2 separate regions of the Mus musculus genome follow, and region 1 is linked to region 2. A link is a contact called in ENCODE POLR2A ChIA-PET data. All regions are on one chromosome and are shown on one strand. The core of a region is the stretch at or near the end of the contact, and the rest is flanking DNA. Distances in the headings are between cores, read along the strand shown.

The links. ChIA-PET counts read pairs that join two places held with the same protein, here RNA polymerase II (POLR2A).
Region 1: POLR2A ChIA-PET joins it to region 2 with 10 read pairs in embryonic stem cell. The contact joins the promoter of Sars2 here to the promoter of Zfp36 in region 2. POLR2A ChIA-PET finds 5 or more read pairs at or near these places in 3 of 5 experiments (Patski and embryonic stem cell).

What each region holds. Positions count from the first base shown.
Region 1 is chr7:28,740,313-28,744,724 of GRCm38, reverse strand. It overlaps Sars2 (seryl-aminoacyl-tRNA synthetase 2), which reads right to left and starts at 2,757. Exons shown (of 16, transcript NM_023637.3): 1 at 2,443-2,757; 2 at 388-483. The coding sequence starts at 2,709. Mrps12 (mitochondrial ribosomal protein S12) reads left to right here and starts at 2,904. Exons shown (of 3, transcript NM_011885.5): 1 at 2,904-2,960; 2 at 3,171-3,238. The coding sequence starts at 3,190.
Region 2 is chr7:28,377,785-28,382,286 of GRCm38, reverse strand. It overlaps Zfp36 (zinc finger protein 36), which reads left to right and starts at 3,059. Exons shown (of 2, transcript NM_011756.4): 1 at 3,059-3,113; 2 at 3,794-4,502. The coding sequence starts at 3,090.

The sequences.
Region 1 (4,412 bases), core at 1,508-4,007, 360 kb before region 2:
CTTACCATCCTGCTGATGACTGTCATGGGTGTCTGAGCTCTGGCAACAAGAGGGGCTTCTACTTAGGGAATGGTCTCCTTGCTCTTGGAAAAGACCTGGAGGTAGACCTTGTCTCTGACCTGCTGGCAGCCATCTTGGGACTGGGATGGGGTCCGATCTATGCACTGAAGTTGGGCACACAGAGAATCTGGTTGGAGATGCTGAAGAGAGCTAATTTATCAGCCTAGGAACATCAGGCCTGGGTGGCTTGCTTTATTAGGTAACAACTGTCTACATGATTCAAGCCCTTTTCATTGGGTTTCCTGTTATTCCCAGACAGAGAGGCATCCTAGCTGCCTCTGGCCTAACCCGGTGAACGCAGGACCCCTGTTCCCCATGCTCACTCACCAGCAGGGCCCGCACTGCCTCTGCCACAGCCTCCTTCTCTGCCTCCAGGCTCCGGATCTGCTCTCGAAGCTGCCTCAACTCCTGCCACGTGGAGATCTGTGGGAGAACACCACAGTGAAATGGCCACTGCTCTGAAGTCTCCTCTGCCAGGCACCTGGATGGCAGTGGGGGAGGGGCACTCTCTTCTCCCATTAGCACTATGACACCCAGAAGCTGGGGTGGGCACACAGTTGCCCTGAATCAATGCATTTCCCAGTTTACTTTGAAGCCACTTCTGTTGGTATGATCACGACCAACCAACGGAAAATCATGGAAGTGTGACTCTTTTATTTATTTATTTATTTTTAGTTTTGTAAGACAGTGTATTTATGTACAGCCCAGGGTGGCCTTGAACTTGTAATCAACCTGTCATTCTCTGAGTGCACTAACACACGCCTGGCTAAGTCACCTCTTTAAAGGTGACTAAACTTTTTCTTTCTTGTTTATTTACTTTGTGTGGCTGCAGCATGGATGTCAGAAGACAGTATACGAAGTCAGTTCTCTCCCAGGGATTGAACTCAGGTCGTCAGCTTGGCAGTAAGGACCTTTACCTGCTAAGCCATCTCCCCTGTAAATATAAGGCTCTTCTGTAAATATAAGGTCTCCTTATGTAGTCCTGGGTACCCTGGAACTTGCTAAGGAGACCAAAGATCTGCCTGCCTCTTCCTCCTCCAGAGTACTTCATCACCACACCCAGACAGACCTTTCTTCTATTATTATTATTATTTTTTATTTATTTATTTATTTTTTTACAAGACAGGGTTTCTCTGTATAGCCCTGGCTTCCTGGAACTCACTCTGTAGACCAGGCTGGCCTCGAACTCAGAAATCTGTCTGCCTCTGCCTCCCGAGTGCTGGGATTAAAGGCGTGCACCACCACCGCCCGGCTCCTTTCTTCTATTATTAAGCATGTACGTGACTTTCTTGTGTTTGCGCTTAAATGAGGGGTCAGAAGACAATTCTCTCAAGAATTGGTTTTCTCCTACCACCAGGAAATTGAACTCCGGTTATCAGGTTTGGCAGGAAGTGCCCTATTTGGCTTAGCCACCAGTGCTTACTGGTGAAAAACTAAACATGACAAAAACTTGAAATATGGCTAAAGTGATTGACAATGACTGGTGGTGTGAGAGTCTGTAGTGACCTGAATGAGAAATGTCCCCCATATCCTGACATTTGAACATGGTCAAATGATCAGTGGCTGGTGATGTTTGGGGAGGCTTAGGAGGCGTGGCCTTGCTGGAGGAAATATGTTCCTGGAGGTGGGCTTTGAGAGCTTAAAGCCTCGTCCTGCATCTAGTTTGAGGTCTGTGCTTCATGATTGTGGTTAAAGATGTGTGCTGTCAGCTTACTGCTCTGTGACCTGCTGCTATTCTGCCATTCCCTACCAAGCCCAAAATAAATCCTTCTGTAAGTTGCTTTGTTCATGGTGTTTTATCAAGGCAACAGAGTTGGGAAGATTCATCTATTACATTCGGAATTCACTACCGGCATGGAGACCCCCAATTTTAGTTCCCTATAAGGTAGAATTATGGCGCATAGTCTTAACCTCTGGATCATAAATACATGAACAGATATACCTTAAATATCTGTTTAGCAGGTATTTATCCATTCAACTCCATCAGGATGTTTATAGCAGGATGCAAAGCTCTGTCTCCAAAATTCCCTCTGATTCACACCTCCCTCCTCATTTTTCTTTGTGGCCTAAGGGTGAGCCCGGCACGAAGTTTGAGTACAGAAGACAATGGTATTTAGGTTCTGGGAGTACAGTAGATACCAACTGTCGAATTATGAAATGCATGCAAAAGGGCATGTAGGTCACAGAAGGCATCCACGACGTTCAATAGGGCCTCAGTTCTCCCTAGATCATTGGCACCTAAGTGGGTGTCATGCACAAGACATTGCCTAACTTGGGAAGGAACCCAAATTCCTGTTGAGTAGTTTTTCCCACAACTGGAATGCATCTGGTAAACCCAGTTCTGTAAAGCATCCTGCTCCCTCAGGGCGCAAGCGCACTCACAATCGCAGGCAGGTCGGCCGGCCGCAGCTCCCCCTTGCGGAGCTCCAGGGAGCGCGCGGCTTTTTCTGGGCATGCGCACACCGACTCCATGTCCAAGTAGGGAAGCTCGCTGTAGCCCTCTCGTGCGTGTTCGTACAGGAGGTTCCGGACTCGTTTCTCCGTAGCGAAACTCCTCCTTGGGTTCTGGCTGCACACGCAGCGTCCTCGGGACCGGAGCCCCTGGCGAGCCAGGAAAGGCCACCAAAGCCGCGCCATGGACGCAGCCATCTTGGAGTGGAAACAAGAAGTCACTCATCATGGACGAGCCAATCAGACGCGCAAGGAGATTTCCCGCCCAGGCTTCAGAATCCCTTCCAATGAGGAAAATGGAACTCAGCTAGAATCTGTTATTGTCCAATCGTCATCCTTGTCCCGTCCCTTCAGTGACGCAGGAAAGATCTAGCCAATCACTAAGGAGGAACCCCGGAAGGGGCTGGAGGTAGGGGTTGGCGTGTGTGCGACCCCGCTAGGTTGGTGAGGTGGGTGCAGTTATCTGTGATCCAGATCTCTCCTCTCTCCTCAGTTTCCCCTTCCAGTATCCGGGCAAGGGCGGTTGGGTCCTTGGGGGCCTACTCAGAAGGAGACTGAATTTGCGAGGGGACTTTCTGTTTTAGAGGAGATTCTAGAAGGCTCTGAGAGTGGGTTTCTGGTCCCAACCTCCTTTCTGAATGTCTTCTCTCCTAATACAGGGACGCTGCAGGCGGCGAGATGTCCTGGCCCGGCCTTCTTTATGGCCTCACCACGTCCCTCAGTCGTGGTAAGTGAGCATGGGCCACAGGGACGAGGACAGCTCCCTGGCATTTGCGTGTTTTTGCCAGATTTCGGATGGTATCATCTTTAAGCACGGTGCCTTTTCTATTTTGGAGACAGGGTTTCACTGTAGTCCAGGTCAACTTCCAAATCACTTTGTAGACAGGATGGCCTTGACCTCCTGACTACCGCTTCAATCTCCCAAGTTCTGGAGTTACAGGCGTTTTCTACCACGCTCCCGGCTCAGGGGGCAGGAGGTGGGAAGGTCCTGTGTTCTTAGAGTTTAAGTCAGTCTTAGTCATGGCTCCCCTGCATCGATAGCGGTGAATCCCTGAGATTGCATTGCCTGGTGATATTCTGTCTTAGTTTGTGTAAGTGCACTCTCGATGTCCGTGTAACAATCATACCAACAAATGCTCCTTTCTTGGCATGTCTCCCTGCTTAGGTGTCTCTCAGTAGTGTTTATTCCTTCAGTGTTTATTGATCACCCCCTACAGGTGAGAAGGCCAAGCTAAGAAGTTTAGTGGTGGCGCACACCTTTAATCCCAGCACTCGGGAGGCAGGCAGATTTCTGAGTTCGAGGCCAGGCTGGTCTACAAAGTGAGTTCCAGGACAGCCAGGGCTACACAGAGAAACCCTGTCTCAAAAAACCAAAAAAAAAAAAAAAAAAAGAAGAAGAAGAAGTTTAGTTATTCATTCACGTGCTATTTTTCTAATTCTAAGACGGGCCACCCATTGGAGGACAACTTTTATGTTCCTAGACATTGCCCAGACATCAGGTTTGTACACAGTGTTCTGAGGGAGGCAGGCATTGGGTATTCCATTCACATGGTATTTCGAGACAGGGTTTCTCTGTGTAGCCCTGGCTGTCCTGGAACTCACTCTGTAGACCAGGCTGGCCTCGAACTTAGAAATCCGCCTGCCTCTGCCTCCGGAGTGCTGGGATTAAAGAGCAGTCAGTGCTCTTACCCTCTGAGCCATCTCGCCAGCCCGCAACCAGTGCTCTTAACCACTGAGGTATCTTTCCAGCCCCTGTATGAATGTGTGTATGTAAGTGCAACCCATGGGTGTGTCAGATCCTCTGGAACTAGAGGTGTGTGAGCCACCACTGTGGGTGCTGCGAATCAAATGGTCGTCCTTTGCAGGAGCAACAAGTGCTTCTAACCACGAGCCATCTGTCC
Region 2 (4,502 bases), core at 1,810-4,309:
CGGCCCCTGCCCGCCCACTGGCTCTCACACCCCCGCGTTTCCCGTCCCTGCTTGTTTTTCTGGAAACTCAGCTCAGAGTTCACCTCCCCCTAGGCCGGAAGTGCTTGCTATATTTTTAGCCTCTCTGGTTTCCGCCCCTTTCTCTACCCCAGCCCCCAACCCCAGCGCGCACAGGACGTGGCCGCCTGCCCTGAGGGACCTTGGCCATCCCCTTCCCCACCGTCATTCCAGAGGGGATTCCCGGCCACTGTCTGGGCCGCGGATTTTCCCCGCTGGCTACGTGGGGAGCAGGGAGGAGTCAGGCTATGAACTTCCTCCTGGGATTGGGGCACACAAGCGGGGGCTGGACAGAACCCCGGACTCCTAGATCCAGAGAAAAGGGGCTTGGGGCCTAGATCTTTAAGTCTTAGACCTCTAGGTCGGAGGGAAGAGGGCCGCGAGTCTAAGGGAGCATAAGTGGGGCCTGGATTCCTGGTGCTGAAGGAGGTGATCTGTGTGTCTGGACCACTGGACAAGGAAAGGAACGGGTTGAGAGCCAAGGCACAAGGTGTGGGGCAGAAAAGAGCTAGCACCTGGCCCCGTATTTTAGATGACGACACACTTTGTGAGTCCTACGGCTTAAAGTCTTCATTTTCAGAGGGGTTGTCCTGCTTAAACCGTCTTCTATCCCCAACGCCCGCATCCTTTAGAGAGTAGCCCAATACCAGGCATCCAAGCTTTAATCCCAGTGACTCAGCAGATAGAGGAGGGGGCCAGGCTGAGTCAGGAATGGCAAAAGGTTCCCAGTCTCCAGGGAATCGAAACTGGAATTACTCCTCCATGATCCAGTCCCTGCTGGCCTCCAAAAAACCCCGACATGCCCCACCCCAACCCTCGCTTTTTGCGTTTGGTCCTAAAATTGGCTGGCTCAGGGATTTGTAAACTGGGCGGGAGGCAAGTTTTTGTGCCCCTCCTTCCCTTCTTTTCCCGTTGTCCTCGAGACTGTTTACAACAGACTGGAACCCTGGTTACAAGAGAAGGAACCCAAGCGTCCGGGCTGAGCGTCCTCGTCACGGCTTCCAGGAAGCCCCCCCTCCCCCGCCCTAAGCGAGTGAGTCACGGGCGAGCGGGAGGCCGCAACCGTGCCACAGCAGCCTATGGCCCGCCCTGCTCACGGGACCAGCCCAGGAAGGCCCCTTGGCCCCAGAAAGCGCTGCACCAGGGATTCCCCCCAACCCCCTCTCCTATGAGGCAAGCCAGTAAGTAGCCTGGCAGAATCTCCCTACCTCGATACGCAACGCACCGTGTGAGAACTTCCCAGCATGGTAATTACACTCCTGGCAATGATAACCCCCATACACAAGAACTCTTTTTCACTGGAGATATCCTTGAAATAACACTTTTGACTTGGGTGTGGCGGCCATGCCTGTAATCCTAACACTACTTGGGTGGTGGAGACTGGAGGATCGCAAGTTCCAAGCCGGCTAAGGAGACCGACTGAAAAGCAAAAACCTTACAGATCTCCAGAGAGTTGAGTTAAGACTGCTTGCATTACTAGAAACCCATTCAACGTTGAAGGTGGCCCATTCTTTCAATAGAGCAGAGCTTCCTCCCTAATAAAAGACGTAAGCTGTTCCAACCTTGAGTTTTCGGAAGCAAAACCTCTTAATTTAAACTGCAGCTTGGGTAAATGTGCTATCCAGCCATGCTAGACTAGGGGGTTGGAAGGGCACTGCTGAGCTACAGCTCAGAGCGGTCCCTACCTGGACCAACTGTCTTACAGGTTCTGTGCCTTCAGGTTTAAGTTTTTATTTCGCCTTTCTATCTTTCTGTAACCCACTTCCTCGCCTAGATTTGTTTCCCAGTCCCCTCTCCCTGTCTTACTGTCTCCCCACTTTGTAAATGTCATCTTTTTTTCTTTCTATAATAGGGTTGGCTCTAAGGAGTACATACCAAGTCGCTGAGACTTCGTTTTACTTCCTCCTTACCTTCGTGGTTTCTCTTTTTTTTTTTTTTTTTTTTTAAAAGTAGGACCTGGAACTCAATCAATAGCTTAGTCTGACATTGAACGCCTGATCCCCCTTCCTCCACCTCCAAATGCCAAGATTACAACCATATGCCACTGTCTTGTCTTTTGTTTTGTTTTTCAAGACAGGGTTTCTCAGCCGAGCATGGTGACACACGCCTTTGATCCCAGCACTCCGGAGGCAGAGGCAGGCGGATTTCTGAGTTCAAGGCCAGCCTGGTCTACAAAGTGAGTTCCAGGACAGCCAGAGCTATACAGAGAAACCCTGTCTCGAAAAACAAAAACAACAAACAAACAAAAAAGACAGGGTTTCTGTGTGTAGTCCTGGCTGTTCTGGAACTCACTCTGTAGACCAGGCTAGCCTCGAACTCATAGAAATCCGTCTGCTTCTGCCTTCCAAGTGCTGAAATTAAAAGTTTGGGCCATCAGTGATCTGGCATCTTTTTACTTCCTAAGAAAAGGGTCTCACCAAGTTACTCAAGCTGCCCTAGAACCCACTGTATAGTGGAGCCAGGCCTTGAACTACCAGTCTCCTGCCTCAGCCTCCCTGAGGGGCCGGAATCACAGTCCTAAACCAGCAGATCCTACTTGTGAATGTCTCTCACTGTCTCTTTGTTTTTCTCTCGGCTTCTGGCCATCTCTGTCTCTTCCAACTTGTCTCTCCCCGCCCCCGTCTGTCTCACACGCACACGCCCTCAGTCTCTGCCCTTGTCAATTGTCCCTAGAGCCCTGCCCCCACTTCTGCCCCAGTTCTCTTCCCGACTGCCTTCCACCTCTGAAAAACACTAGGACGCCCCGCTACCATCACCTCCAGTTGGTCGTACACAACCCTCCCTACTACCCCCCGAGAGGGGCCGGAGCTGCGGGAGGGCCAAGTTCAGGCACATTTTGCATGCTAACCAGCAGATAGGCGGAAGGGGCCTAGTACCAGGCCGGCCGAGCTACGCCGCGGGGGCGCGTCCCGGAAGCTCTAGTGGCCACGCCCCCAGGCCGCCCCATAAAAGGAGAAAGCTCCTGCTGCGGGCCACAGCCTGACTTCTGCGAACCGACAGTCGGTCTCTTCACCAAGGCCATTCGCGCCACCATGGATCTCTCTGCCATCTACGAGGTGAGTACCTGTTAGACAGCATCCCGGGATCCCCGACGCACCAAACTTAGGCCCGGGACGCCTCCGTACCTTCTCAGACTAGCCCTGGCTGGCTGGAAATGAGAGAGGGAGCCAGCGAGCCTAGCGCCTCGGTCCAGATACCGGCGATCCCCTTGGGACGAAAAGCTGGCACACTGCTGTCACTCGCGTAGGGCGGAAGCGGCATCACACCTGTCTAGTGCCCTTCGCTGCCCATGGCGCGGTTTGGTGGCCAAGCAGGTGCTAAGGTTGAGGTAGGGGGGGAGTTGACAGGGTAAGAGTTCTAGAGAGATCTGGCCTCCTGGGTCAGCTTTGGCCGGCTCCTTCAAGTTGTGAAACGAGCGCCCGGTGGGCGGTCATATGGGGGGGGGGGGAGTCCTAGAGGCCCAAAGTTGGCGAGCAGCAGTGTGCTTTGATTTGGGGGGGAACCCTCTCTCGATCGGGGATACTGGGCTTCCTAGATCCTTCTGGATTACCTTCAGTCATGTGGAAACACTCAAATCTCTGTAGTCAGGTTCTCCCTGGAGTTTGTGTGAGCCGGGTGGGGCTCAGGCCGAGAACCCACAAACCGGACTGGCAAGCTCGTGAAGTGCTTTACAACAGGGGCGGGGCGACGTCACCTTACCTTTTCTGGTGGCCTAACCGAACCCTGTTCCTCTCAGAGCCTCCAGTCGATGAGCCATGACCTGTCATCCGACCACGGAGGAACCGAATCCCTCGGAGGACTTTGGAACATAAACTCGGACTCCATCCCGTCTGGGGTCACCTCTCGCCTGACTGGCCGCTCCACTAGCCTGGTGGAGGGCCGAAGCTGTGGCTGGGTACCCCCACCCCCTGGTTTTGCACCTTTGGCTCCCCGCCCAGGCCCTGAGCTGTCACCCTCACCTACTTCGCCTACTGCAACTCCCACCACCTCCTCTCGATACAAGACCGAGCTCTGTCGGACCTACTCAGAAAGCGGGCGTTGTCGCTACGGGGCCAAGTGCCAGTTTGCTCACGGCCTGGGTGAACTTCGCCAAGCCAATCGCCACCCCAAGTACAAAACGGAACTCTGCCACAAGTTCTACCTCCAGGGCCGCTGCCCCTATGGCTCTCGATGCCACTTCATCCACAACCCCACCGAGGACCTAGCTCTCCCTGGCCAGCCCCATGTGCTGCGACAAAGCATCAGCTTCTCCGGCTTGCCCTCAGGCCGCAGAAGCTCGCCGCCACCTCCAGGCTTTTCTGGCCCTTCCCTGTCCTCTTGTTCCTTTTCGCCTTCCAGCTCCCCACCGCCCCCTGGGGATCTTCCACTTTCCCCTTCTGCCTTCTCTGCTGCCCCTGGGACCCCTGTGACTCGAAGAGACCCTAACCAGGCCTGTTGCCCCTCCT